2 separate regions of the Homo sapiens genome follow, and region 1 is linked to region 2. Evidence: chromatin loops called from intact Hi-C (ENCODE). Cell type or tissue: heart right ventricle. All regions are shown on one strand. Links, peaks and the distances in the headings refer to the core of each region. The heading gives the core; the rest is flanking DNA.

The links. Peaks named below come from ENCODE experiments on the same cell type or tissue, not always from the same donor. Only the 100,000 strongest peaks of a DNase experiment are listed, where the experiment ranks them.
Region 1: a loop joins it to region 2, with 3 times the contacts of the local background. A loop is called at or near these places in 4 of 110 quality-filtered maps.

The regions. Positions count from the first base shown.
Region 1 is chr7:30,744,050-30,759,333 of GRCh38, reverse strand. INMT (indolethylamine N-methyltransferase) reads right to left here and starts at 7,199. Exons shown (of 3, transcript NM_006774.5): 1 at 7,030-7,199; 2 at 5,396-5,603; 3 at 1,732-3,912. The coding sequence starts at 7,183. The coding sequence ends at 3,483. It overlaps INMT-MINDY4 (INMT-MINDY4 readthrough (NMD candidate)), which reads right to left and starts at 7,199. Exons shown (of 20, transcript NR_037598.1): 1 at 7,030-7,199; 2 at 5,396-5,600. LOC105375220 (a long non-coding RNA gene) reads right to left here. Exons shown (of 3, transcript XR_001745154.2): 3 at 13,436-14,051. In heart right ventricle, for the core only: no CTCF peak of the experiment used is centred there; DNase peaks (open chromatin) are centred at 6,123, 7,253, 8,223 and 8,573; H3K4me3 peaks cover 4,023 bases; H3K27ac peaks cover 5,331 bases.
Region 2 is chr7:30,931,193-30,946,476 of GRCh38, reverse strand. No RefSeq gene overlaps it. Among named protein-coding and RNA genes, the nearest start is that of GHRHR, 25 kb to the left of the region's middle. RefSeq lists an enhancer at 7,426-7,575. In heart right ventricle, for the core only: CTCF peaks have their summits at 7,329 and 7,542 (motif pointing left); DNase peaks (open chromatin) are centred at 7,556 and 9,732; H3K4me3 peaks cover 417 bases.

The sequences.
Region 1 (15,284 bases), core at 4,528-12,527, 190 kb after region 2:
AGGTCTCAAAAAAATAAAAATAAAAATAAAAATAAAACTACCCATATTCAATGCCTTTCCAGACAAGGCCGGAGAGGGCTGTACTGAGAGAAGAGCTGGGGTCCACATGCTCTCTGGGGTAAAGCATGAGCCCGGAAGGGAAGGACTGCTGGCAGGGATGTTATCACAGAAACGAGTCTATGCTAAAAGAGAGCCAAAGGGAAGCAGGGCCCCCTGCCCTTCCAAGCCGGGTGGGGAGACCTGGTGGAATGAGGGTACACAGGGTGAACGAGGAGTCAGAACGCCTGAGTTCTTACTCCAGCTCTGTCACCAGCTTGCTGTGTGTCTCTGGACAAGTCGCTTTCCCTCTTGGGACCTATCGTCCCTGACTACAAAAAAAATGGAGATTTGGCTGGGCATGGTGGCTCACGCCTGTAATCCCAGCACCTTGGGAGGCCGAAGAGGGAGGATCACTTGAGGTCAGAGGTTCAAGACCAGTGTGGCCAACATGGTGAAACCCTGTCTATACTGAAAATAAAAAAATTAGCTGAGTGTGGTGGTGCACGCCTGTAGTCCCAGCGACTTGGGAGGCTGCAGCAAGATAATCGCTTGAACGTGGGAAGCTGAGGTTGCAGTGAGCTGAGATTGCACCACTGCACTCCAGCCTGGGCGATAGAGTGTGACTCTGTCTCAAAACAAACAAACAAAAAACCCGGAGATTAGACTGGGTAATTTTGAAAGACCATCTCAGCCCTGACCCTCTGGGGGAATAACATCAATGGGTCAATTTGTGCAAAACCTTTTACTTTTTAAAGCACAAAAATTTGCTGGGCATGGTGGTGCATGCCTGTAATCCCAGCTACTCAGGAGGCTGAGGCAGGAGAATCACTTGAACCCAGGAGGCGGAGCTTGCAGTGAGCTGAGATCGCACCATTGCACGCCAGCTTGGGCAACAAGAGTGAAACTACACCTTAAAAAAAGCACTTTCACCATCCTGGCTAACACGGTGAAACCCCGTCTCTACTAAAAATACAAAAAATTAGCCGGGCGTGGTGACGGGCACCTGTAGTCCCAGCTACTGGGGAGGTTGAGGCAGGAGAATGGCCTGAACCCGGGAGGCGGAGCTTGCAGTGAGCCGAGATAACGCCACTGCACTCCAGCCTGGGCGACGGAGTGAGACTCTGCCTCAAAAAAAAAAGCACTTCCACATCAATGACTTCCTGCTGTTCTTAGGATGTTCCTGTAGATTATTAGATTAAATCTCATGGATAGGAATACGAGGCCCAGAGAAGTGAAACAATTAGTGGCAGGGCTGAGAGTAGATTCCAGGTCTCCTGGCTCTTATCAAGGTTGCTGTGCCCAGGGTGTACCCACACAAAGGCACAGATTGGGGCTGAGGGAAAAAGGGAGGCTGACAGGTGCTCAGTAGTGTGACCCAATCAGCCTTAAGGAAGGGACATCTTTCTCTAATTGGTCTGCCCAGAAGAGGCACCTTGTTCTCATAGCGCTTCCACAGGGAGATGGAACAGCTTTTCTCAATTAATCAGCCCTGAACACTCCTTTCTGCAATGTGTCCATCTGCAGGAGCACCTCTTCCTAATTTGCACAAAGGCACCTTATGTACGAGGAATACCCTTGATCCCTGGGCTGCTCCTCTTCTCACTTGGTGTCAGGTCCTGGGGTCCAGGTCCAGCCCGTGCTAAAGTCTGAGGGGAGTGGGTAGATGGACAGAAAGAACACTCAGGGCCCATAGGCAGGTGAATATGGTTTTATTCAGCAACAGCTCTCATCAACAGCTTACACTAGCTCTCTCACACTGTCCGCCCTGCCTTGGCTGCTTGAGCCCGTGGCTTCCACACACAGCTGTGCAGCCTGCTCTCCCTTGCCTTCAGGGTCAGCAGCTTAACTTTTTCTCTCTCTGGGCGTGAGCAAGCTGAGCTGTGTCCTGGCTCCTTCCTGTCCATCTGCAAAACGGACAGCTTTGGCTCTCTCTCTCTCTTACTGGGCGCCAGTGTGCCCACCATGTCAAGCCATGTTGAGCTGAGCCGAACCCCAAGAGCCCCTGTACAGCATTAGCAGGACAATTACCTTTTACAGACAACAGTGGCTCAGACCAAGTATGAACTTACACAAACAGGTTATATAACAAGTGGAGGTGTGTGCCTGTGCACCAAACCCACTGAGTCATGCAGGCATGGATCTCTGCCTTGGCCTATTCCTTGACCAAAGCACATCCATGTACCTTACACCTGGGTCTGAAGTAGGGTTGCCAGATGAAATACAGGACACCCAGCTAAATTTGAATTTCAGGTGAACAACAAATCATTGTTTAGATTAAGCATGTTCCATGCAGTTCTGGGGACATACTTAACCTTATAGATTTATTTCATTTATCTAAAATTCAATGAACTGGGGCAGTCTGTATTTGCTAAATCTGCTGACCTTAGTCTAGAGGCAGTGGTATGTTCCAGCTGACTCCAATCAGCTCATGAGAGTCAACTGTAAAATATTTAGGAGATTTATGAGCTGGTTATTAAACCACTGGTGGCTTGAAATCAACCATGGTGGGAGTATTTACACCACAGAAATTGGTGACTACCACACATCAGTGCTTTTCCTTTACAGAGCTGGTTATAGAACATTCCCCCTGGCTGGGTGCGGTGGCTCACGCCTGTAATCCCAGCACTTTGGGAGGCCAAGGTGGGTGGATCACCAGGTCAGGAGATCGAGACCATCCTGGCTAACACGGTGAAACCCCATCTCTACTAAAAATACAAAAATTAGCCGGGCATGGTGGCGCGTGCCTGTAGTCCCAGCTACACGGGAGGCTGAGGCAGGAGAATGGCGTGAACCCGGGAGGCGGAGCTTGCAGTGAGTCGAGATCGCGCCACTGCACTCCAGCCTGGGCGACAGAGCGAAACTCCGTCTCAAATAAAAAAAAAAAAAAAAAAATTAGCTGGGTGTGGTGGCGAGCTCCTGTAGTCCCAGCTACTCGGGAGGCTGAGGCAGGAGAATGGCGTCAACCCAGGACGCAGAGCTTGCAGTGAGCCGAGATCGTGCCATTGCACTCTAGCCTGGGTGACAGAGCCAGACTCCGTCTCAAAAAAAAAAAAAAAATTCCCCAATATACCACTGTCCAGAGGTTTCCTTGTCCTTAACATATTAGGTAGACTCAGAGGTTTCCTTGTCCTTAACATATTAGGTAGACTCTAAAACCACGTCCCTGGGTGCTCCACAGTCACACAGGAGTCAGATCGCATCTAAGATAGCTGTAAGGCTTAGTATATTAGAAAATGGAAAATTCCACTCCTAGGATCCTAGAATGAGGAATGTTGGAAACTTAGAATTCTAAAACAAGGATGTTAGAATCTCAGAATTTCAGAAGATGGAATGTTAGTGTTGAAATCAGAGACTGTTAGACAGTATCCATTCCTCACCCCTCTCTAGCATACAGATGGCCAAGGCCTCACAGCCTGACCAGACCTCTGGCTGGCCCTCCTGGCTCAGGGCCCAGGCTTCTTGCGAGCCACAATGAAGCAGACCCCATTGTTGGCAGCATTGGTGACAGAGTAGCTCTGGGGACTGTGTAGGAGCTGTTCAATGTCAAAGCCAGCATCCAGGACAGCCTGCTCCACCTCCTCTTTCTCCAGGGCCACGCAGGAAAATTCACGCTTCCCCACCATGTAGGACGGGAGCCGAAGCGTGACAGTGGTCACCAGGTGGCCACCCGGCTTGAGCAGTGAGGCAAGGTTGCACAGGGCAGCGCGGTAGGCATCAAGGCTACAGCAGGCACACTCCATGGCCAGCAGGGTGAGCACACAGTCGGCGAGAGGCAACACAGCCGGGGCCAGCGGGTTGCCCAGGTGGACATCGCACTTGAGCACCCGCTTCACCGCTGCCCGCAGCTTCTCCTCCTTCTCCTCCCATCGGCCGCTGCAGAGAGAGAGAGGGAGTCGGGGAGGCCCTTTGAGGTTCTGAAGGGAACTCTCAGTCCACTGTGACCAGCAGATGGAGATGATCTCTGGATCCCCAAAGGATTGCTGTCCCTGAGTCCCTGTGTGACCTGACAGCAGGCTCTTCTTCAATCTGAGCCTCAGTTTCTCCCAAAGAAAAATGGTTAGGGAGAATGGCTAGAACAATTATAGGAAACTTTCTCTCTCTGATTCCATGTGAGCCCCCTTCCCTTAATCCCCAGGATGGACAAAGCCACCCCAAGCACAGAGAGGGCAGTTAACAAACATTATTGGATGGATGGATGAATGAATTAATGAATTTACTACAGATAATGTATGAATATAGCTATCTTAAAAATATAATTTTGAGTGATGAAAAGCAAATCGCAAATGACACAGAGCAAATTACTCTGCTATAAAGCTCAAAGGCGACTAAAACTAAATTATAGATTGTTTAGATATACATAAGTATGCAAGAAAAAAATTTTTTGAAAAAGGGAATGATAAGCATAAAATCCATATTAGTGATTACCCGAGGTTGGGAAAGGCAGAGGCAAGGAGTCACAGAGAAGCACAGGTAAGTCTTTATTATATTCGAGTACTCAGGTTGGGTGGTGAGTTCACGTCATTATACATTATATAGTCAGTCACACAGGTACAGACAATAGAGGGAAGAAGGAAAGATGGATGGATGGGTGGGTGGGTGGATGAATGTGGATGGACATGGATGGATGGATGGATGGATGGATGGATGGATGGATGGATAGATGGATATGGATGGATGGGTGGATGGATTGATGGATGTATAGATGGATATGGATGGATGGGTGGATGGATGGATAGATGGATGGCTGGGCGGATGTATGTGGATGGATGGATGGATATGAATGGGTGGATGGATGGATGGATGGATGGATATGGATGGATGAATGGATGGGTGGGTGGATGGATGAATATTGATGGATGGATGAATGGACGGATGGATAGATGGATGGATAGGTGAACGGCTAGTTGGCTGGCTGGATGGATGGATGGATATGGATGGGTGGGTGGATGCATGAATATGGATGGATGGATGGATGGATGGATGAATGGATGAACCGGTGGGTGGACGGATGGATGGATATGCACGGATAGTTAGATACATAGAAGATAGAGAGGTAGATATATAGATGAGGGTAAGGAAGGAAGAGAAGAAGGAAGAGATGAAAATCATCTGGTTTTCAGTGTTCATACTTGACTATATCACACCTCAACATAGTCCTGTGATCAGAGTCTTGCCCCTAAAACTGCTGTAATCCTGAAACTTGGGATTCCATCTACTCTATCCCCACCACAGGACATCTGGTCCTATACCTGAAGGTCCTACTGTCCTGAAAATGTCAGAGACAACAAAGAGGCCAGGGAGACTTCTGAGAAAGAAGGTTGACTGGGAACCCCCTCCCCAACCTCTGCACCCCTACCTGTTTCCTTCCAGCTCACAGGCGAATTTCACCGCTGGGGTCCAGTCATAGGCCCCCGGCTCCTTCTTCAGCCACTTTTCCAGCTCCTCCCGGTTGCGGTCGGTAAAGTCGGAGAGAGTGATGTCTTGGAAGGAATCACAGGCAGCAAGAACTTGGTAGATGGTAGGACCTGAGCCAATGTCAATCAGCGTGTCCCCTTGGAGGCCTCCTGTGGGAGGGAAAGACTGGTAATGGATGGGTAAAAGAAACGAGACCCAAGGCAGACACAGGGATGAGGACACACACCCTGGTCTTACCCAAGGGGCAAACGTGCTTGGTGGTTATCACGGATTGGCAGCTCCCTGTAAGCCAAGCCTCATGCCAAATATTTTATATGTGTTAATTTCCATTTACACCTCAAAACTACCCTGTGTAGTGACTGCTATCACTATTTTCATTTTGCAGATTAGAAAACTGAGTCTGTAAAAGGTTAAACAATTAGCCCAATACCTTTCAGTCAAGAACATAAGCCAAGAGTATAATATTTCTGGGACAGAGAACAGAGGCCCAAGCCCTGCTCTGGGGAAGATTCGGGCTGGAGAGTTCAGAGAGGACATGCTGGGGTCAGTGGCCCTTTAAGTTTCAGGCTGACTGGGAGCTGGAAGCCTCCCCTGGAAGTCCAGCCCTTCCTGGATGGGTTTCTTGTTCCTTGGAGGAGGGAGGGGTGAAAGCATACAGGAATAGGAAGCCGGGGCTAAGGAGATGATCTGGGAAGATGGCCCCAGGAGTGAATCCAGGGTCACCTGGAAGCTGGAATGAAGCATGACTTCCAACATTCTGTCTGGAGCCCTGGCGTGGGGCCATCACTTGGCCTTCCAAGCTTGGTCACACCCAGTCCGGCTGTTCTCTGATTTCTGCCTCCCACACCGGCCTGCTCCTCCAGGCTCAGCAGCCTTTTAACCCCCTCTTATCCCACAGACCACCAGGAGACTCACCCTTACTGTTCCCCAGTCAAGTGCCTAAAGTGAGGACACGGCTGCTTGAGTTTAGAAGACACAATCAAATCATGGGGTCACCATGGGGAGGGCAGTGATCATCGGGAGACAGGCAGAAGTCACCATCCATCGTGCAGATGGCTCAGTTGAGGTCCTTGGGGTCTGAGCCCCTTGCTCAGGGTTGAGACCCCACCTAGCAATCCTTGTCCCAGGGCAGGGCTTTTCCAGGTCCTCATCACAGACACATCTAGGCTGCACACTCCGGGCACAGGCGATCCCGTCCCACTGCAACCCTGCTGTTTGCCCTTGGCCTTCTGGGGGCCCCAGAGGCCTGGCTGTGCAAGGTCAGGACTGAACTTGATGATGACCTGGAGAGCCTTTTCTGCTCCACCCCAAAGACCTAGGGGCTAATGGAGAGCAGTGTGGGAACTGCACGGGGCTGTGCTCTTCAGCTGGCACAGAGCTCCTGAGCCATGGGGAGACAGACTCAACCTCCAGCATAACAGCTGCCCAAAGAGAGGGGGCAGGGCCCCAGAAGCTCCCCCAGCCCATCCCCAAAAACCCCTAGAGGAGACCAGACTGCCCCCAGGACACCGTCTCCCCATCCCCATCCAGGTTCCTTGGAGAGAGGCTCAAGGGGAAGGGCCACCCTCTGCTCACCAGGGCCGAAGGTCTTGTGGAGACATTCCAAGTTAAACTTCAGCATCTCGGCCTCGGGTGAGGGGCTGCCATCGAAGCTGTAGTAAGTAGCCAAGTAGTCCCTGGGCAGGAAGTGCTTCTGGTACTCATCACCCCCAGTGAAGCCACCCTTCATGGTGTCCCTGAAATGTGCCCCCTCCTTGCTATCAGGTCTTATGAGGGCTCCAAGCTCTCCAGGCTCCACCCCCAGCATTCCAGCCTCATCCCATGGCTCCTCCCAAGTATGCCTTTCCTTGAGCTTCTCCTTCTAGGGGGATGCAGAAGGCAGTGCATGTCTCACCACCTCCCAGCCACACTGACACACCTGAGGTTTCCCCAACCCCAGAGCTATGACAGCTGGGGCTGCAGCCGCCCTGGCCCTGCTGCCTCTAGGGACCAACCCATGTCCGTCAAAGGCAATTGATGGTGCCCAGCCCTGGGTGCAACTCTCAGCCCTGGCAGCCACATGCTGCTCTGTGGCCTCCAAGTAGGTGTCAGACCTATGTTTCCCCACCTGCGTGCCCACTTCACTGACTGTAAGGACCAAAGTCACTCCTCTAAGTCACAGGTGTTGTGACCTGAGTGCACAGTGAGATCCCCATCTTGTCGCCTGGTGGTCACTGGGGCCCAGTGGCTCTCTCTAGGCCAGGCAGTGGGTGCAGCTTCATGCATCCCCCATCCCTGCTGGAGAACACAGTTCAGACCCCAGGAGGCAGAGCAGAATGGCTGACTTGGCATCACTGTGCAGGTCACTGGGAGAAGAGCAGAAATTGTCGTCAATCTCCATGAATGAGAACAAGGGCGCCCGGTCATAAAGCATAAACTGTCAGAGGGGTCCTGGCTTCCTGGCCACTGACTCACCTGGCTACTCCGGGTAAGACACTCCTGGCCTCAGTCTTCTCTTTGAAATGGGACTGGGTTGTAAAATCTCCCACAGACAGAAAAAAGCTCAGTCTCTGTTTTTGGCACTAGGAAATGGCTCTGACTTGGCCACAAACCGGACAGAAATGAATCCGCTACACTGGAGGTTCAGGCCTCTTGCCCTGAAAGTGGGAAGGACAGGAATGCCTTGTTCTGGCTTTAAGTAAACAAACAATTCTGAATCCACAGGGCCCAACAGATGGGTGATGCCACAGACGCAGGAACACCCAGCGGTCGTCAGGGCCTGGCTTCCAAGGGGCGGGTGCCTGGGCAGCCTCCAGGGAGGCCTGCGGCTGTCGTGCTGGCCTGCAAAAGGCATACAGAGCAGGCAGGAAACTGCAGGGCTCGCATTACATGATTGGAGGAGTGTGCAATAAAGGCACGGTGCTAACTAAGTTGTGGGCAGGGTGGAAGGAAGACATATGGTACCTCTATTAGTCAGGGTTCTTCAGAGAAAGAGAACCCAGCTTGTGTACACTGAGAGAATCAGATCTATTTTAAGTAATTGGCTTGTATAATTGTGGAGGCCAGTAAGTCCAAACTCTGAAGGGTGGGACCAGGAAAAGCCAATGTTGCAGTCCAAGTCCAAAGACCAGCTGCTGCCAGAATTCCCTCTTGCTCGGGGAAGGCCAGTCTTTTGTTCTACTTGGGCCATCAGCTGATTGGATGAGTCCCGCCCACATTATGGAGGGCGATCTTCTTTACTCAAAGTTTAAATGTGAATTTCATCCAAAAACACCCTTACACAAACAGCCAGGATCATGACTGACCACCTATTTGGGCACCATGACCTAGCCAAGTTGACTCATAGAAAGCACCATCACAGAACCTGAGGGCTAGCAGCATGGAGGAGCCATCATCCCAGTGAGACTGAGACAGAGCTGTGCAGAGAGGGCCTCCTGCAGCAGCCAATAGCAAAAGAGCTGATATGATTTGGCTGTGTCTTCACCCAAATCTTATCTTGAATTGTAGCTCCCACAATTCCCACATGTTGTGGGAGGGACCCGGTGGGAAGTAATTGAACCATTGGGGCAGGTCTTTCCCATGCTGTTCTCATGATACTGAATAAGTCTCTTGAAATCTGATCATTTTATAAGGGGGACTTTCCCTGCACAAGCTCTCTTTTTGCCTGCTGACATCCATGTAAGACATGACTTGCTCCTCCTTGCCTTCAGCCATGATTGTGAGGTCTCCCCAGCCATGTGGAACAGTGAGTCCATGAAACCTTTTTCCTGCATAAATTACCCAGTTTTGGTTATGTCCTTATTAGCAGTATGAAAACGGACTAATAGAGTAGCTAAAGAATAAATACCCAGACCTCCTTCTCCTACCTTCCTCCAATATCCTGCCAAATTTAGAGGGAAGGGAGTGGTGACTACAGTCCACATGTCAGCTTCCTGGCACTTGCAGTAGCCTGGAGAGGATGGAAAGCAGAATGGAGAGGCACATGGAAGACGCCCAGCATTAACACTTAAGGAGTTGAACCGTGGACATGCATGTACTATCCAGGGATTACCCAGAGCCCCTGCAGCAGGACGTGAGCATCTAGGGGGTCTGTACAGGGCGGGAAGAGACCATCCTTCCCAGAACTACACATCATGCTGCAACTGGATGTCCTTGGATGGATAGAGGATGCCCCTCCTAACGCAAGGCCTCCAGTGCCTCCTGCTGCCAGAGGAATGAATCCAAACTCCCCTTTGGCATTCAGAGTCTCTACCCTCTGGCTTCCACCTGCTTCTCCACCACTCAGGCCTTCTCCATCCCTACATGCCTCGTGACTCTGGCCTAACCAAGGGTCCTAACAGCACTATGGCAATCTTCTCAAAGTGAAGCCTCTTACGGATATATTCTAAGAATGAGTTTCTCAACCTCAGTACTATTTGCTCTTCAGGCCAGGTAATTCCTTGTTGGGTGGGGGTGCGGAACTGTGTCATAGGATTTTTAGCAGCATCTCTGGCATCTACCCCCTAGATGCCAGTACACTCCGAAGTTACAACAACCAAAAATGTCCCCAGACATTGTCAAATGTCCCCTGGGAGGCAAAATTGTCCCCGGTTGAGAACCACTATCCTTAGGTTTGCCTTCATCAATGTGACAACTTTGTTCATGACAGGGCTAAGCTTCAGGCCCTTTTAAGAATGTGCACCTCATCTTAGGCACCTTTCTATACAGTGATATTTTTTTAAAATAGAGCAAGGAAATTTCCATTCAAGAGGACTTCTGTTGCAATAGTAAGCAAAGGGGCAAATTTCAAACTGCCTATCAAGAAACTAAGACCACTTGAAAAGTCAGACAGATAAGAAAAGGATCAAGCTCCTTTTCAAGATTAGGGAAACTACCATCTCAGCATTCCACGCTCCCTGATACCTTGCTACTTCTCTTCCTGCCTGGCTCTGTGGGGTGAAGAAATGAGTCCAAAGAGGGAACTTGCCAGTGTAAATGAGATTGTTTTCTCTGGTGAGTTGCAAGCAGCTACTCAGACCCTCGTCTCACACAAAACACCAAAATAAAGGCTAAAATGTCTTTCCAAAAATCAACCACAGAAGCTATCATGGTCAAATTGTTATCAAACTTCTGGGTAAGAGAGGATTTTCTAAACCTAGATTGAAGAAAGCCTGAAGAGAAAAAAAAAAACCACATTTATTATTTTACATTATATTACATTATCTCATATTTTGTTAGAGAAAAATTAAAAATTTTTCCTAAAAAATTAAAAAGAAAAAGCACTATTTTCCTTTTGGAAAAAAATTTGGTGATTATTTGCCTAAATTATTTATACTAAAAGTTTTTAGAACTCTGACCCAGGAATCCTACGTATGGGAATCCAAAATACAGAAAAATACAGAATGCAGAAATACAGAAAAATAATCCAAATACAGAAAAAGCAAATGTACAGGGGTATTAATTACAACATTATTTACAGCAAGGAAAACCTGCAAGTCTCTTACCTGCCAAGCACTGGAGAGCAATTAAGTCAACCTTACTTGAACAGCCCCCAAAACTGACATTCCTGAGCCTTCCTGGTGACATGGAGAAGTGAGTTTGGCCCAGGGCTAGGAGAACAAAGCGATCCAGATAGGTACACACAGTGAGGAGATCACAGCCCTGCAAAGACTTTTCAGATGCAAGAGTGCAGCGGCAGAGGCCAATTCTGACATGAGAAATGCTGGGACAAATATAAGACCCTCAATGTCACCAATCATTTTAACCCACCTAGAATTCACGTTAATTGGATTTCAATATGAATTTTTTTTTTGAGACAGGATCTTACTTGGTTTCCCAAGCTGGGGTGCAGTGGTGGGATCATAGCTCACTGCAGCCTTGAACTCCTGGGTACAAGCAATCCTCCTACCTCAGCCTTCTGAGTAGCTGGGACTGTAGGCACACGCCATCCCATTCAGCTAATTTTTAATTTTTTTTGCAGAAGCAGGATCTCGCTATGTTGCCCAGGCTTGAAATTCATTTTTAATAAACTGGGTAGACATCTAATTTTATTTTCTTCCAATCAGATAGGTAGTTATGCCATCACCATTTATTATGTAATTGACACTTTTCTCACTGAACTGAAATTCCACAGAGTATGAGCTCTGTTAATTTTAGAAAAGAGGAAAATTTACATTTAACACAATAAAATGATAAGAATTATGATTTAAAAATGGATTAAAATCTACACTCTGTTGAAATGTTTTCTTGTGAACTCAAAACCTGAAGAAATAAAAAATAAGGCCAGTCGTGGTGGCTCACCTAGCAATTTGGGATCTCAAGGTGGGAGGATCACTTGAGTCCAGGAGTTCAAGACCAGCCTGGGCAACATAGGGAGACCCCACCTTTACAAAAAATAAAAAAAAATTAGCCAGGTGTGGTGGTGCATGCTTGTAGTCGCAGCTACTTGGGAGGCTGAGGTGGGAGGATCACTTGAGCCTAGGAGGTCGAGGCTGCAGTGAGCTGTTGTCGTGCCATTGTACTCCAGCCTGAGTGACAGAGTGAGATCCTGCCTCAAAAAAAAAAAAAAATTGACCATCTTTGATTCTGGGTGGTGGGATGGGGCCTTAGTGCTCAAAGTGTGGTGGCCTCAGTAGTGTCTTGGAGCTTATTAGACATGCAGAACCTCAGAACTAGAGCCTGCATTATAACCCAGTCCCCAGGTGACTCCCAGGCATGCTAACATTTAAGCAGTTCTATGAAGATATGAAGACAGGAGGGCAATGTGAGGATGAGGCTTGGAGTTCGTCTTTATTTTGGCTTTGGGCATAGAGCCTTGAATTGGAATCTGAATTCCATCCTTTGCTGGGTAAGGCACGTCACCTTCAGCTTCCTCATCTCTAAGGGGGCGCATCAGCATGTACTTTGCAGATTGTTGTGAAGATGACAAGGTGATGCCCAGCACACAGTAGGTACTCTGTGAGTGCTAGGGACCTTCCAAGGTGTCTCCCTTCATCTGCTCTTACAGCATCTGCAGAGGGGCAGCTCATCACCAGCTGAGGCCCCAGACTTGCCCATTTGCAAAAGACATGACAGTCTGCTGCCTGAAATCACTATAAGGTGAATTTTGGAAAGAGCTTTGGCAACACTCTTTTTTTTTTTTTTTTTTTTTTGAGACGGAGTCTCGCTCTGTCGCCCAGGCTGGAGTGCAGTGGCGCAATCTCGGCTCACTGCAAGCTCCGCCTCCCGGGTTCACACCATTCTCCTGCCTCAGCCTCCCAAGTAGCTGGGACTACAGGCGCCCGCCACTACGCCCGGCTAATTTTTTGTATTTTTAGTAGAGACGGGGTTTCACCGTTTTAGCCAGGATGGTCTCGATCTCCTGACCTCGTGATCCGCCCGCCTCGGCCTCCCAAAGTGCTGGGATTACAGGCGTGAGCCACCGCGCCTGGCCGGCAACACTCTTTTAATAAAACTTTTTATTTCAAGATAATTCTAGATTCGTATGCAGCTGTAAGAAATAATACAGAGAGATCCAGTGCACCCCCTACCCAGGTTCCCCCAGTGGTAACATCTAGTATAACATCAGAATAATAGTACACTATCACAACCAGGATATTGACATTGATACAATCTACTGATCTTATTCAGGTTTCTTGAGTTTTACTTGTACTCATTTGTGTGTCTGTGGGCATGCATGTGTGCACATGCACGCGTGTGGGTGGGTGGGTTTGTGTGTGGTGTGTAGTAAATTCTTTGCAATTTTATCACATGTTCTGTTCATGAATGGCAACACTTTATAAATGGTTTGTCCAAACATATGGACCCTGGCTAAGTTTACTTCTGCACTAGTCAAAAAAAGAGATTAATTAAGCAAGTAAATAAAGTAAACAGAATTAAAGGCAGCAGAGAATAGTGAATCAAGTTAAGGACAAGCTGCTTATTTATTTATTTATTTATTCTTTTTTAGAGAGACGTGTGGTCTTGCTGTGTTGCCCAGGCTGGTCTCCTGGTCTCAAACTCCTGGGCTCAAGCAGTTCTCCCACCTCAGCCTCCAAAAGTGCTGGGATTGCAGGCATGAGCCACCATGCCCAGCCAGGACAAGCCTGTTTTCAAGAGCAAGCTCACTGACCTTCATCAGTGAAATCTTAGCCATCTTTAGATCCTGTTTCCTCCCCCAAGGGGCCTTTCCACTCTGATTCTTGTTTTCCCACCAAACTCCAAGAGTGAAACATCCTTGAAATATTGCAGACCCTTGATCTCTCTTTGCCTCTGTCTTTGTCTCCGTTTGTCTCTTTGCCTGTCTGTCTCTCTCATTCTGTGTCTGTGTCCCTCTGTGTAAGTCTCTCCCTCCCTGCCTCCAGCAGCCCCTACACTCAAAACACCATGTCGAAGCAGGAACCCGTGAGACCTGGCCCTGGTGATCCTGTTGCGTTCTTATGATTTTGGTAATGTATCAAGCAGATAAACTCCAGCCAGAAAAGCTCACACTGTGTCTCTGGCTTCATCTGTGAGGAATCTGAGCACCTCCCTGAGAGGCAGGCGCTGGTTCCAGGAGGCTGTGAAACTCCTGGTGGGAAAGGCTGGAAGGGCAGGGGTGTACCTACCATGACTGAAGAGTGGGAAGGCACCGAGGGGTCCTCAGCCAGTTGGAGGGCAACCTGTATACAGGAGGAAAAGACTGTGAGAAAGAGCTCCACCCCCGGGACTACTTACTGACCTACTACGCCTTCGACTCAGCACTGTGACCAAAAATGAAATCCTGAAATCTAACCTGGAAACCCTCTTTCAAAGCTTCTCTTCAGGTGAATGGCTGGTCTCCACTTTGGGGGCAGTACAGGGTTACAGCTGACAGCAAGACCTGCAGGTTGGAGGCAAGCGGCCCCATCCTCTGGCCACTGCTCACCAAAGATGCTGCAAAGTCAGCCCAGTCAAGCTCTATGAACCCATGAGGGCCTCTGCCAGGTGGCAGCTCAATGGGGTCTGAGCACGGGCCGTGGAGGCCAAGGAGCTGGGCATGAGTCTCTGCCAGTGGGCCTCAGTTTCTTCACCTATAAAATGGGAGAAGCTTGGGGCTCACAGGCTCATGCTGAGGGAAAATTAGAGAACAGACATAATGAACACACTGCCGGCTGTCTCTCTGTCTCTGCCAGCCTCCCCTGCAGACAGTCCATAAAGCCAGGCTTTGTAGCCTTTCTGGGCTCTTGAATCCCTCTGAAAATCTGATGAAAGTTCTGATACACACACACACACAAACACACACAAATTTTCTACACAAAACTGACAGAGTTCATGGATATCCAAAGGCAAACCACATAGCTTAGTTTACAAATCCCTGCCCTCGGGTATCAGAATGGGGTGAGCCAGTAGAGACTATCACCAAGTCCTTCAGTGCACACAAGGGGAGACTGAGGCTCAGGTAAGAGAGCAGGGAGAGAGGAGGCCAGCCCAGGTAAGGTCAAACAGCCAGTCAGTAGTAATAGCAAGAACTACAGCTCAGATGATTTAGGGCCGCCATGCACAGTTGGGCAGGGTGTGCACTGCAAACTGTAGGAGTTGCCAGAGCGAGGTGGGGCACTGTGGGTGGTGGGATGGTGGGAAAGGGCCTCTCCGAGGAGCACTCCAAGTGGTGTCCCAGCGAAGGAAGGGAGAAAAGGCATAAAGACCCGAGGAAAGGGAGTGTCAGGCAGCATGAGCAGCAAGGGCAAAGGCCCAGTGGTGGCGGGGAGCCGCCCGTGTGTCGAGGACAGTGAAAAGGGTGCTGTGCGAGGGGTGGAGTGAGGAGGAGAGTTAGGTGTCAGGGAGGCGGAGACCACATCCTGTGGGGCCTTGAGGGCCACGGTAAGGAGGGAGGATGGTGCCGTGGATCTCCCAGGCACTGGAGAAGAGAATGG
Region 2 (15,284 bases), core at 2,650-10,649:
CTTTCTCCCACAAATCCAGTCTAAGTATGAGGAAAACATCAGACAAATCCCATTTGTCTTAGTCTGCTCAAGCTTTCAAAACAAAAATACCATAGGCTGGGGGGTTTTAACAATAAACATTTATTTCTCTGGAGGCTGGGAAGTCCAAGATCAAGGTGTCAGCAGATTCGGTGTCTGGTGGGTGCCCTCTTTTTGGTTCATAGACAGCCATCTTCTTGGTGGAAAGGACAAGTTAGCTCTCTGGGGTCTCTTTTATAAGGACATTAATCTTGTTCATGAGAGCTCCACTCTCATGGCCTAATCATCTCCCAAAGGCCCCACCCCCTAATATCATCACATTGAGGGTTAGGATTTCAGAAACATATGAATCTGGGGGGAATGACAAACATTCATCCCACCACATCATTAGAAGAGCATTGTACAAAATACTACCAATATTCCCTAAAACTGTCAAGGTCATCGATAACAAGGAAAATCTGAAAAACTGTCATAGCCCAAAGGAGACTGAGGAAATACGAAGAGTAAATATAATGTACTGCCCTAGATGGAATCCTGAAACAGAAAAAGGATATTACATTAAAAACTAAAGAAATCTGAATAAAGTATAGACTTCAGTTAATAATAATGTATCAACATTTGTTCATTAGTTGCAACAAAGGTATCACACTATTATAAGATGTTAAAAATAGGGGAAACTGGGTGTGAAGTAGATGGCAACTTTCTGTACTACCTTTGCAATTTTTCCGTAAATCTAAAACTATTCTAAAACTAAGAGTTCATTTTAAATATAACAGTTCATTTTAAAAAGTAAGAAAGGATATAGATAATTTGAACAACACAACCAATTTGAACAAATTGAGACATATAGAAAAACTTTCATAAATATTTTATCTAATAAAACTTTTATCTAGTATTTTGTACAAGAGAATACACATTCTTCTCAAGTACACACAGAATATTAACCATGATAGAGCATATTCTGGGCTACAAAACAAGTCTCAATCAATTGATAAGAATTGAAATCATACAAAGTATTTCTCTGACCATAATAGAATTACACCAGATATCACTAATAAAAAGGTGTCTAGAAAATCCCCAAATATCTGGAAGTTGAACTGTATACTCTAAATACTATATTGGTTGGAGAAGAAATCACAAGGGACATTAGTAGATATTTTGAACTGATTGATAAGAAAAATATAATGCATTAAAATCTATGGGGTGCAGCTAAAGCAGTGCTTAGAGGGAAATTTGTAGCACCAAATGCTTACATTTAAAAGGAAGAAATATCGAAACCAATGACCTAATGTCCCACCACAAAAATAACAGAAAAGGCCAACTTATGTACAAAATAAGCATAAGAAAGGATATAATAAAGATAGCATAAATCAATGAAATAGGAAAAAGAAAAACAACAAAGAAAGCAAATGAAACCAAGCCTGCTTTTTTAGAAAGATCATTGAAGTTAATAAATATCTGGAAAAACTCCTCAGGGGAAAAGAAAGACAGGTTACCAATTTCAGGAAGGAAAAAAATGTTATCACTATAAATCCTATGAATGTTGAAAGAATAATAAAGGAATATTATGAACAATTGTACGTCATTAATTCAACAACTTACATGAAATAGACTAATTATGTGAAAGACTTTAATAAAACTCAAGAAAAAAATTATAATCTGAATAGACATGCATAATTAAGAAATCTAATTTGTCTTTTAAAAAATCTTTCAAATAAGTAAACTTCAACATTAGAAGCTTTCACTGGTGAATTTTTGCAAACATTTAAAGAAGAAATAATATCCATTTTTTTTACAATCTCTCCCAGAAAAAACGAGGAAGGGGTGCTTTCCCTAGTCAGCCAATGAAGTCAGCATTGCTCTGATACTAAAACCAGGCATTCCAACAGAAGAAAATTGCAGACCAACATCTCTTAAAAACATACACAAAATAACCTTCAACAAAGTATTCGCAACTTGAATCCAGAAATACATACATATATATTTCTGGCTCAAAATTCAAGGTCCAATCAATATAATTCACTATATTAACAAACAAAAGAAGAAAAACCATATTATTATCTCTAGATACGTAGAAGAAAGCTTTTGACAAAATTTTACAACTGTTCATGACAAAAACTCTCAGTGAACTAGGAATAAAAAGAAACTTCCTTTACCTGACAAAGGAGCACCTGTAAAACACCTACAGCCATTATGTTAAATGATGAAAGAGTGATGCTTTCCTCCTAAAACAGGGAACAAAAGAAAAATGTCCTCTTTCACTACTCCTATTCAACATCAAGTTAGAAGCCAGGAAATAGAAATAAGAGGTATACAGATTTCAATGAAAAAATAAAACTGGCTGTTTTGGTTGAAACCCTAATTTATGTAGAAAATCCAAATAAATCTACAGAAAAACATCCTGGAACTAATAAGCAGATTTAGCAATGTTGCAAGATCCAAGTATACATACAAAATCAATTATATTTCCATGTATTTGCAATTAACAATCAGAAATCAAACTTTTAAAAGTGCTACATACAATAGCTTCATAAAATAAAATACTTATAGATAAATATAACAAAATATGCTGAAAACTATAAAACATAAGTGAAAGTAATAAAAACCTGAAAAAAATAGGGAGTTATATTGTGTTCATGGATTAAAAGATCCAATATTACTAAGATGCAAATTATCCTCAATTTGATCTATAGATTCAACATAATCCCAGTTAGCTGTTTTCATAGATATAATTGAGCTGATTCTAATATTTGAATGGATAAACAAAGAAACTAAAATAGATAACACAATTCTGGGAATTGTGGGAAAAAGTTAAGGACACACTATCCAATTTTAACACCTACTACATAGCTACAGGGATCATGAGAGTGTGGTATTGGCAAAAGGATAGGCACATAGATGAATGGAACAAAATAGAAAGCCCAGAAATAGACCCACACAAATACAGTTAACTGATTTTTAAATAAAGGTGCAAAGTCAATTTAGTGGAGAAAGTACAGTATTTTCCACACACGGTGCTGGAACAACTGAACATTTGTTTGGAAAAGCAAAAATGAACTTCAATCCATACCTCACAACTTTTACAGACTTAACTCAAAATGGATCATAGACCTAAATTTAAACATAAAATAATAAATGACCTAGAAGAAAATATGGAAAAAATCTGCATGTTCTTGGGCTTGGGAAAGACTTGTTAGATACAATACTAAAACCACAATCCATGTGAGAAAAAATCTTGATAAATTAGACTTTAACAAAATTCTACAAACTTTTGCTTTGCAAGGAGAAGAAAAAGACAAGCCACAGACTGAGAGAAAATATTTGCAAATTAAATGCCCAAAAAGGAACTTGTATGTAGAATACATAAAGAACATCAAAACTCAACATTAAGAAAGACAATGCAATTTTTTAAATCAACAAAAGAATTGAAGAGTCACTTCATAAAGAAAGATGCACAGATGGTAAGTAACATCTAAAAGATGCTCAACGTCATATTTCATTAGGGAAATGCAAATGCAAGCCACAAGCTACAAACCACAAACTATACACCTACTAGGATGGCTAAAATTTAAAAATGGACAAAACCAAGTGTTTGCCAAGATGCAAAGCAACTGGAACTCTCTGAGAACTCCAATGAGAATGTAAAATAGTACAACCAATTTACAAAACACTTTAGCAGTTTATTTTAAAGTTAAATATATACTTACTATCAATCCTTCTCCTGGGTATTTACCTAAGTGAATCAAACATTTATGCTTACCTTTACACAGATGTTTACAGTAGCTTTATTCATAATTATTAAAAACTGGAAATCACCTTTCTTTCAACAGATGAATGGTTAAACAGACTGTGGAACAGTGACACAATATAATATGACTCATCAATAAAGAGTAATAGACTATTGATTTATGCGACAATGTAAATGAATCTTAAATCCACTTTGGTAGGTGAAAGAAAGAAACCAAACCCCGAAGGCTACATACTATATTATTCAGTTTATGTGACACTCTAGGAAAGACAAAAACTGTAGAGACAGAAAGCAGATAAGTAATTGCCTAGGGTCGGGAGTGGGGGAAAGGTTTGACTACAAAAGTACAGCATGAGGGAATTGGGAGGGTTAACAAACCCTTCTATATATAAAGTGGTTTTGGATATAAGATTCCATGCATTTGCCAAAACCCATAGACCTGTACACCTCAAAGAGTGAATATTACTGTATGCAAATAGTTAAAAACAAAACAAAACAAAACAGGACGTCAGGGGTTCCCAAGGTGGAATGCAGACTGTGACAATGAAACTGACTGTATTGCAAACATATGACACAATCACCCTGGAGATGAAAAAGAAAGGATTGGATCTAAGCACTTCGCCTGGATGCCGTGAGATTAAAGATTAAAAGAATGGTCTATAAACACTGTACTCTATTTGTCAAGTTTGTTTTTCACAAAAGTATGAGGTAACAAGTCGAAAAATATTTTACTTGTACAGTAGAACAGGGCAAATAAGTAAATATACTGTAGATAATAAGATCCAAAGAAAGATTGTAGTTAATGAGAGCTAAAGTTACAAATAAGTAAAGGGAAAATGCCAGAATGAACACATTGTGCTGGATTGCAGTCACAAGTGTCAGTGTAAAGTTACGCCTTTCTTTAATAGATAGATGATGGATCAATAAATTGGTGGATTGATCGATTGATCAATTAATAGATAGACAATTTGCATACAAATGAATTAGTACACGTTCATATACTTCCTAGCTCTGTCTGATGAGAGAGCCACCTGCATAGAAGCTGGCACACAGATCTTGATATGTATTAATGATATTTACCATTCTCCAATTAAAAAAACTAAGATTGCTTGACGAAGTTGATTCCAGGTCTGAGACAAAAATAATTCAAGATAATCCTGGAGCATCTCATGGTTCCAGAAAGATGGAGAATGCTCAAAAAAAAAGGAAAGAAAAGAAGGCAGAGGAGGGAGGCTGGCAGCATGCCGAAGAACACAGGAGCAAACCTAGAGGAGCTCCCAACAGCCAAGGCTGGCCATCTGAGCAACCAAATAGGATTGGATTACAATCCAAGGAGTAAAATAAATAGCCATCAGTTCACACATAATAAATAAATGATGGAGAAGAGAAAACTCTTGCAGAAGGATTCCAGTTAATAAAGGTAGCTGGAATGAGAAGCATAGAAAATTGCCATTAGAACACCATAGTAATAATTGCTGCAGGCAAACTCACCAATGAATGCAAAAGATTTGTTTGTTTCTTTCATTTTGTTTGTTTTTGGTTTTTGTTTTGGGGACTGCATCTCACTCTGTTGCCCAGGCTGGAGTGCAGTGGCATGATCATAGCTCACTGCAGTTTCTAACTCCTGGGCTCAAGCCATCCTCCTGCCTCAGCCTCCTGAGTAGCTGGGACTACAAGCACATGCCACTATGCACTATGCTTGTCTAATTTTTTTTTTTTTTTTTTGAGATGAGGGCTTGCTTTGTTCCCGATGCTGGTCTTAAACCCCTGGCCTCAAGCAATCTTTCCACCTTGGCCTCCCGAAGTGCTGGCATTACAGGATTGAGGAAAGCAAAAGTTTAAGGAAAGAAAGGATAGTTGTTTGGTCTCAAAGTATCTCCCTCAAACTTTCAAACCAAATGCAAAGGGAAAAAATTTATAACTTTTTAGTGAAGAAACCCATCAGACACCAAGTGATGAAGGTTACCATTACCAGCGATGGTGTCCTATTCCTATCATGTGCCTCATGAAATGATGTAACCAGAAGGGCATTTGGTATTCTTCCCCCAAATCCACAACCTCAATGCAATAATGAGAAAACATCTGACAAATCCAAGTTGAGGGACACTGAACAAAATACTTGACTGTCACAGATAGAGGAAACCAAGAGGACATGGTCAAATCCTGGAACAGAAAAAGAACATTAGTGGAATCTGAATAAGGTCTGTGGTTTAGGTATAATATCATACTAATGTTAATTTCTTAGTTTTGATAATTGTACTGTGGTTATGTGAGACGTTGCCATGAATGGAACTTTTGTACTATCTTTGCAATTGTTCTGTAAGTCTAAAATTATTTCAAAATAAAAAGTTAAAGAGACATAGTTACATTAAGAAGATGAAAAGACAAAACACTGAAAGAGGAAAAATATTTCTAAAATATATGTCTTACAAAGGACTCACACCCAGACTATATACAATATTCCTACAACTTAATAATAAGGAGATAATTGATTTTAAATGAGTGGACAAGATTTGAATAGACACTTAACCAAAGAAGATGTGAATGGAAAATAAGCACATTTAAAGATATTCAACACCATAAGCCATTAGAGAAATATAAATTTCATCATAAGATCCTACTACACACCTACTAGAATGGCTTAAAGTAAAAACCTGACAACACAAGTCTTGGCAAGGATGTGGAGCAACTAAAACTCTCTTACGTTGCTGGTAGGAATGCAAAATGGTACAGCTTCTGTAGAAAACCATTCAGCAGATGAACATAAAGCTAAACATACACTTATACCACGCAACAATCCTTCCAAGTATTTCCCCAAGAAAAACAAAAGTATACGTTCACGCAAGGACTTGTACTAGAACGTTCATAGGAGCTTCATTCATAGTGGACAAAACCTGGGAACACCCCCAAATGTTCATCACTCATGAATGGATAAGTAAATTATGGTATGTGCATACAGTGGAATATTACTTAGTAATAAAAAGGAACAAAGTACTTACACACAACTATATAAATGAATCTCAAAAGCATTATAAAAGCTAAGTGAAAGACATCAGACTCAAAAACTCCATGCAGGACGATTCCATCTATATGAAATTCTATAAAAAGTAAAACTGTGGCAACTGAAGGCAGATGAGAGGTTGCCAGGGCGCAGAGGTGAGGTTGTGAATTGACTGGAAAGTGTTAAGAGAGAATATTTCAGGAATGTCAGAAATCTATACAGTGACCATGATGGTGGTTACACTATTGGACACATTTGTTAAAATTCATCAAATTGAACACATAAAATTGGTGATTTTTATAATACCTAAATTTATTCCTCAATAAAGCTGATTAACATTTATAGATTTTTAGCAGAAAAAAGCAAGTTGTAGAATGTATGTGCTTTTTGAATTTAAAAAACCCTATATTTGCATATATTTTAATGTCTAGAACTATAAAAATAGGGAAAAGAGGAAAGGGATGGGATGTAGGGGATGGTCAAATGGAACATGATCTTTAATTTCAGTATTTCAATTGTTAAGAAAAATTTATTTGTACCCTCACTACTTGCACAATTAAAATTATTTAAATTTAATATAGGGGGTAGCTGATGTTATGGTTTTTCCATGTAATCTTGGCGGATATGAGAGATATCAGCCGAGATTTTAAGCTGGCCTGTCTATCCCATTAGCAGATGGACTCCTTGACCGCGGGGACTGACAAGTTCTCAGAGAGCACGTCTGGTGGATGGTGAAACTCCCAGGGTTTAGTCCCACCTGTACTGGTGCCCCCTGGTGGTGATGACGCGCAACTGCCGCCTCTTCCCGACGGCGACAAGCAGCTCCCGGTCTCAGGATGGCGCCAGGCATGCGCAGGCTGAAGGGTGCCCAGACCTGGGGCCGGGGGCTTGGAGCTGGTGGATGGGCCTTGGGGATCAGCAGTTTCTGGATATTTGGCCCAAATCTCCCTTGCTGGGGGACCTGGAAGCGACTCCTTTGGCTGGGGTGTAGTCCCTCTCCTGCGCCCCACGCTGTCCTTCCTTCAGGCGCAGGCAGCAGTCCTGCAGAGACACAGGGGCCTGGGACTTCAGAACGGATCCCCGCAGACAGGAGCCGCCAGCCCCAGCCCTCACTTAGCTGTGGCTCTGCAGGGCTGCAGGGGCTTGGCGGCCTGGAGCCATCTGCCGCTCTCACGTGATCCCCTGAGAGACCCAGCTCTAAACAGGGCTGCAGTCAGGACTGCCAGGGCTAGGCTCTGGCCAGGGTCAGGTGCAGGACAAGGACCAGGGATGAGAGTCCTGGGGACACCCTTAATAATGACACTTAGATGCTTTAGGTTTTTAAGACTTTTAAGTCAAGAGCCAGGCACAGTGGCTCACGCCTGTAATCCCAGAGACTCAGGAAGCTGAGGTGGGAGGATCACTTGAGGCCAGGAGTTCGAGACCAGCCTGGGCAACACAGCGGACCTCGTCTCTAAAAAAAATTAATTAATTAAAAATAAAAGAAAAAAAGACTTTTAAGTCAACTTTGCAGTTCCAAAGTGAATTTGCTGCTGAACAGAAATGATGAAACTGAGGAAGGGAATCCCTTATCCCCCACTGGGGCAGAGGCACCATCCTTAAGGGCCTGCCTAGCCCCACTCCCCCACAGGCCGTGGCTCCTTCCTCAGATGCCTCTGTCTCCTTCTCCCAGCAGCAGACTCAACCCCTGCAGTCATTTAGGAATGTCCAAAAGTGTCCTATCCAGGGATCATGATGATTGTCACCCTATGGTCCACGTTTGTTAAAAATCACCAAAGTGTACACATAAACTTGCTGAATTTTGTTGTGTGTAAATTATTCCTCAATAAAGCTGATTAAAATATAAAGATTTTTAGTAGAAAAAGCAAGTGGCAGAATGTGGAGGATTTTTTCCATTAAAAAAAACTATATTTGTGTATATGAGAGTTTTTTAATGTCTGGAAGTTTCCACATCAAAATCATTAAAAATAGGGAAAAATGGGGGGAAAGCAGGCAAAAGAGGTAGCACCTGTTAGGGGGAGGGGTGAGGGCGAGGTGTGGGCAGGCAGGGGTGTGGAAGAAACACTGGCCTTCAGCCAGACAATGTGAGAACAATGTGACACTTTGTTTTCCTCCAACCGAAGACGGTGGTTTGATTTGTGCATGGATAACTCATTTCTTTATAAACTTTAAACTTCACTGCAGACTTTGCCCTGTTTCTCCTAGAGCAGGCTTTCTCTATCCAGCCCTGTGAGGGGAGTGGGGCTAGAGAGGTGAGATATATACACCTGTGAGATACACAGACCCACCTGTTCCTCGCATGTGCCCAGCATGGAGAATTGGCCTCATTTTGCAAAAGGAGAAAGTGAAGTACCCAGGGTCTCACAGGAAATTGTTCTCTGAGCTGGGACTTGGACTCAGGCCCCTAGGTTCCCAGCCTTGGGTGCTGTCTGCAGCCCAAGTTGCATGCTGTAACTCCCCTCGAAGCTTTGGTTCAAAATTTCAATGTGCCTATTTTGGTTTGAAGTGGTTATTACACACTAACTCAAGGCACAGAGGAAGCAGAGCCCCCAGAGCATGGTGGGAGCATCCTGGGGAAAGGTGCCTCCCAGGCCCCAGCTACACCCCACACATGCACTGTCCCACCTGGCCCCACTCCCCAGGCATTCCAGATGAGGCAAAGCACCACCTCCAGGCCAGGGAGGGACTGGGACACCACAGACATTCCAGAGAAAGGACCACTTCACCCACTCTCCTTACAGGTGGGGAGACTGAGGACAAGAGAGGGCAGGAGGCCCACCCAGGGTCACACAGCCAATTAGAAGCAAAGCAAGGACTCAGGCCCAGGTTGGTGCCCCTGGCCAGTCACTCCCTGCAGAGCAACATACAGATGGGAGAAGAGGCAGTGTCTAAAAATGTGGCCCCAGGTCTGGGTAGGGACAGAGCTAGACAGCTAGGGCTAGAGTGCTGAGGAAGGGGCCAGCTGGACTGCTGCAGGAGAGGAAGTTTGAGGGCCTGGAGGCTGGGGCAGACACAGTGGGCTTTGTGCTCTCCCTGTGGTCAGGAGTGGGAAACAGTGGCCGGGAAGAAATCAAGGGTGGTGAGTTCCCCAAAACAATGAACCACTGCCACAGGCACAGCATTGATGCATCTCCCAGAAACTGAAGATTGAGTGGACAGCCCAGAGGCTACCTACAGTATGCTCCCATTTTTATAAAGCTCAAAAATCAAGGAACAAATTATTGATTAGGTGTACAGGCATGAATACAAATGTTTTCTTTTTAAGCAAAGGAATGACAAACACAAAATTCAGGATAGTAGACACCTTTAGGGGATGCTAGGGGAGTGGGAGAGACGTACAAGCTAGATGCAAATTTTGGAAATGTTCCAGTTCCTGAATTGAGTGTTGGGATCATGAGTGTTTATTATGTTATTAAACATTATAATTTACATCTCCAATAATTCATACTTATTTAGCGCTTACTATGGGCCAGGCCCTTTAATAATCACTTTATGTATATTAGCTCATTTAATCTTCACACCAACCTCATGAAGTGGGTCATTTTCCAGATGAGGAAACTGAGGCACCAGTGATTTGTTGGAGTTCACACGCCTGATATCTGGCCCCAGATTCTGACCCAGGCAACCTGATTCCAGAGCCCTTGGTCTAAACCATTCTACTAAGTTCCATGTATTATTGTATAAGTAACAAACGTTTTATTATTTTAATCAAATAAAAAATTTAAAGTGTACTGGGAGAGGCAGGAAAGGAGGTAACCACCGTATCACAGGCAAGAGGGGCAGGGCCTGAGATGGAGAGAAAATCCCCCACCAACCCTCCCCTTCCCCAGGTTAAATTCCTCCCCTCCCTCACCCTCCCCTCCAACTGCCCAGCCTCTACCCTTTCTTCAAGGCTCCTCTCCCCGCAATAACCTCCCTCTTTTCTGACCCCTCTTCTCTGAGCACCGAGGGCTGATGATCCTGTGCTTTTGTTTACAAACCTGGGTGGCTTGGTGATGTGTACTGGTGTGGTCAAGATAAGCTGGACTCAGCATGGAAGACTTCATGGAGGAAGCAGCCCTGGTACCCTCTGGGAGGACCTGGAGGGCTAGACCAGAGCTCCGGCCCCTGGTGCCCCCTTCAGAGATGCTGAGCCTGGGGCTGGACACAGGGGATGCTAGAGTCAGCTCTGATCAGAGGAGGGGGCTGCCCCCAGGGTGATGGGGGGTGGTGAGTACCAGGAGCAGATGTACGTCTCCTGAGGCCTTCTCCTGGCCTCTCCCTGCAGCTCAACCGTCACCCTTCCCACCCAATCCATCCCTGCCCCACCCAGCTCCCTTATTTATAAACCATATGTCCCTGTGTCCCTGCCTGCCCCTACTGTTTGTCCAAAGCTTCAGCTGCTTCCCCTGATAACCCTAGGACAAGAGGTCCTGGAGAACTGGGAAGGGCCCAAGGGCAAGAGTAGTTCAGGGATGCTCCCCCGACCCCTGCTCAGGAACCTTCAATGGCTCCCCATAGACACTCCACGATCTGATGCACAGAACATGCTCAAAAATCAGTAGCTATCCCATGTAAAATTTTAATTTCAGTTTTTGCCCACAGGAGCTATTCCAGACTGCTTGGCCAAAGGCCTCAAAATCTACTGAGGAAATTCAGGTCCAGGGAGGGGAAGTGACTTGCTCTTGCTCACATAGCAAGGCCATCGGGCCCTCTCTACTCCACCGCCCTGCCTTTCTGCCCAACCATTATAGACAAAGGCAAAGAACTTAGTCCCAGACCTTTCCAGCTGTGTGACTTTGGGTGCTTGCCTAACCTCTCTGATTTAGAGTTTCTTCATCTATAAAATGCAAACATTGTCTGTTTTCTTCAATACCCAGCACCCAGAATGGTGCTTGACAAATAGTAAGAGCTTGATAAATATTTCTTGGATGAATGAATGAGTAATCCCTAACTCTCAGCTCATTTGTGAGTATCAAGCCAAGCAGTAAACATGAAATGCAGTTCCTGCGCGGTGCCAAATACACGGCAGGGACTTTGCAAACGGTGCTCCTTTTGCCCCCTCGCTGACCACGCTGAGGATTCTAGCCTCCCCTCTGACCCAAGTCAGGGACCCCTGATCTCCAAAGCCCAGACTCTATCCTGAAATCACAGGCACCCAGAGCTCTGAGTCTCATGAGTTTGCTCAGCTCCCCCAGGCCAGCCTCCTCCCCAGCAGCTCCTCTGGCCTCTGCTCCTACACCACAGGCCTTCCACTAGGCACCTGGGGAACCAGTGCCCCTGGCCTGGCCAGAATGCCCAGCCTACAAGGCCCGGGCCCCCTGAACACTGTTTTCTCCTCTTCTTTGTTCAGCGAATGTTTCTTTGCCCCTGGAACTGTCTCCTGGGACTCACAGTGGAAGAGAGGCCAGCAGGGATGGCGGTGCTCAGAGCAAGGACAGGTGAGCTGGCGATCGTGCCTGTGCTTAGGACCATTTGGGGGGCTGTAAAGGCCTTGGCAGGGATGGTGTAGGACTGTCCCCCATGGGCAGAGAAAAGCAGAAATGAGAAATGGTCACAGTAAAAGGCAATCAGAGGTGAGGGCCAACGCTAGCTCAGGGCAGCAGAAAGAGCTCCAGTCCCATCTCTGCGACTGAGGCCAGAGGTGACTTGGGGCAGGTCCCATCTCTCTGGCCTCAGTGTTCCCAGCTCTATGATGATGCAGGTGTCGGGGCTTTGGTTAAACCCCATCACCTCCAGCTCTCATCTGGCTTTCTCTTATCATGAACCCGAGTATCCCCACAGGCAGACACGGCGGTCCCAGGACAACCACGCCAACAGGAAGCTTCTGCCTCAGCCCCACCTGCTAAGGAGCCTAACTCCCTCCTCAATGCATTAAGCCCCAGAACCTGCCCTGCAGGGGTCCCCGAAGGATTAGCATCCAGCAGCAGAGGGTAGGGGCGGTGTGGGCACGTGGGCAGGGCTTTGAAGACGGTCTCCCTGGGAGTGCTAAGCTCTCAGCTTTGAAAATGGTTCCCCTGGGAGGACCCGGGAAAGGGGCCTCTCTGGCAGCTTCCCCACGAGTTGGGCTGAGGTGCCAGGGTGATGTTTCCACCCGGATAAGCCCCAGAGTGTATGGAATGAGAGCCAGGCCTGTGAGGGTCGCACGGGCTTCCTCCTCCCACAGGCGGGCAGGCAGGACTGGCTCTTGGCTCCTGCAGCAGGGCCAGAGAGAGGCCCCGCCACAGTGAGAGCACACAGCAGCCACCTCAGGCCTTCCTCTCAGGGCTGTGTTATGGGGGCCTCAGCACAAGGAGAGGCTGCCCAGGGTCACACAGCAAGGCAGCGGCAGGGGCAGCAGGTCCCCTCGGGTGAGTTCAGGCCTACCCCTTTTACAAGTGGACCGTCACAGTGGCCCCACCTAACGCTGGTCGCTGGGATGCCGGAGCCTCTGAGAAAGGTCCCCAGACCCCCGTCCCTCTGTGTGTCCCTGATAGTGAAGCTGAGCAAGCGTGGAGCCCGTGAGGTGTGATTTAGGGCAGAGCTGCAGGATATCAGCTGGGGTCTCAATAATAAGGCTCCAGGGCCAACACGTAGACTGCCGGGAGTGTCTTTCAGGACTCTCAAATTCAATCCCCATGTCTACATGGGGACACTGAGGCCGAGAAAGGAGAAGGGGCTCCTTCGAGGTGCCATGGTGAGTCAGTAGCAGAGGGGAGCCTGGAACTCTGGGCCCTGACTCCTAGCCCAGTGCTCACTCTACTTCCACTGGCTGCAGTGGCTCGGGAGCAAGGGAGTCTCGGTGTGCAGAGCCCATCCAGATGGGCTGGGATTGGCCTATTTTGGAAGCGTCTGGATGAGGCCGTAGCTCTGCCTGGGCTCACCCCCAGCCTGCACCACCTTTGCCCACAGCTCCAGGAGCTTGGCACGGACACCAGCCCCAGCTGGTTCCAGCACAATAGAAGGACAGTCAATGATTCATGGAGGCTTCGTTCCTGGGGACCTTCTCCCCCAGGAGAAGCTGCTGGCTCCTGTACAAGCTACCCCAGCAGGGCAGCACAGGGATTAATCAGTGATGGGCCTGGAGGGAGAGCGTGGGAGGGTCACAATCTCTTCCTCTCTCCTTCTCTTTCTCCCTGCTTCTCTCTGTCTCTCTGGCACACCCCATACCTGCCCCCTCTCCCCACTACCTCACCAGCACTATCACTGGGAACTCTAAACCTCACTTTCCTCCTTCTTCTCTCACACCTGCCCTCAGGAGAGGTTTTGATAGACTAAGCCACCCTGAGGCTTTATACAGGGCAATCTGAAAGCTAAGGGGCCCTCAGAGAAAACACCCAGGCCAGCATTTACAATGGGTGTTTTGTAGAAATCCAGTTGTCTGAAATGGTAATCCATGTCACTTCCGAAAGAAGGTTATGTGGACAAACAAGTTTGGTAAACGCTTGCTTAAATAAAATGAGTTCTTATTGAAGAACTTGTCAGAGCCTCTGCTCTGCTGACTCGAATGGTGAGGCTCCAAGAGGGTGATGTGGTTTCCAAACTTACCTCGCCACCCGTGAAAATCAGTCAATAGCTCCAAGAGCTGGGACCCTCACGGGGCGAGGACCACAGAGGGCAGGTGACTTCCCCAAGCCACTCCACTCAGGCCTTAGCCAGGAGCATGGGTGGCACCTATTGGTAAAGTCCCTCTGGCTGCTAAGGTGTTTCAAATCCAACTCTCCAGGATATTTCCCTCCAGAAAAATCTCCCCGAGGGCGGCCTGGGTAGCTTCACACTTAGGGAGAAAGAAGGAAAGGGGCAGGGGTCTGGAACCCTCTGAATTTTCTGGAATCGAAACTGCAAGCCCATGGAGGCATTCCTGGGCATGGCGTCTCAGACCTCACATTCCTGGAGGCAGATGCAGCTGTTCCTCCCAGCCCTGGAGGTCACTGCCAGCAGCGGAAATTCTTGGAGTTCGTCTCGGATGGAAGCTGCCACAGGCCCGTCAGCTACAATCCAGGCGCGGTAGCGGCTCACCAGTTCCAGGGAACTTCAGCTACAATCCAGGCGCGGTAGCGGCTCACCAGTTCCAGGGAACTTCACGAACAGTTTAGCAGAGGAGTCACTCCCACCCAAGGGCCCAGAAATCCTCCCGCAGGGCCTGGAATGGAGACTCCTCTTTAGGTCTGCAGAGACACAGATGGGAGAGAGGGGGGGAAAGCAAGGCAGGACAGAAAAAGGTACAGGCATAGGGAGGGCGAGGAGATCCCTGAGTCCATCTCCTCGCTGCTGAGACCCAGACACAGGGTGAAAGCACAGAACGCTAGGAAAGGGCACCCTGAGGTGTATTTCAGAGCTGCGGCACGTGCTTGGCGTTGGCATGCACTTGGCATTGGCACGCGCAAGGTGGCCTGTTGGAACTATGGGGCCACATCCCCTGTGACCAGCCTCCACAACCTGTCTCTGTCAATGATTTCACTGGGACATGAAACTAGCTCTGGCCACGCTATGCCGTCTTAAATATGGAATTCACCTCCCAGTGCCTGACTTCACAAGGAATGTCAGCTGAGGAAATGT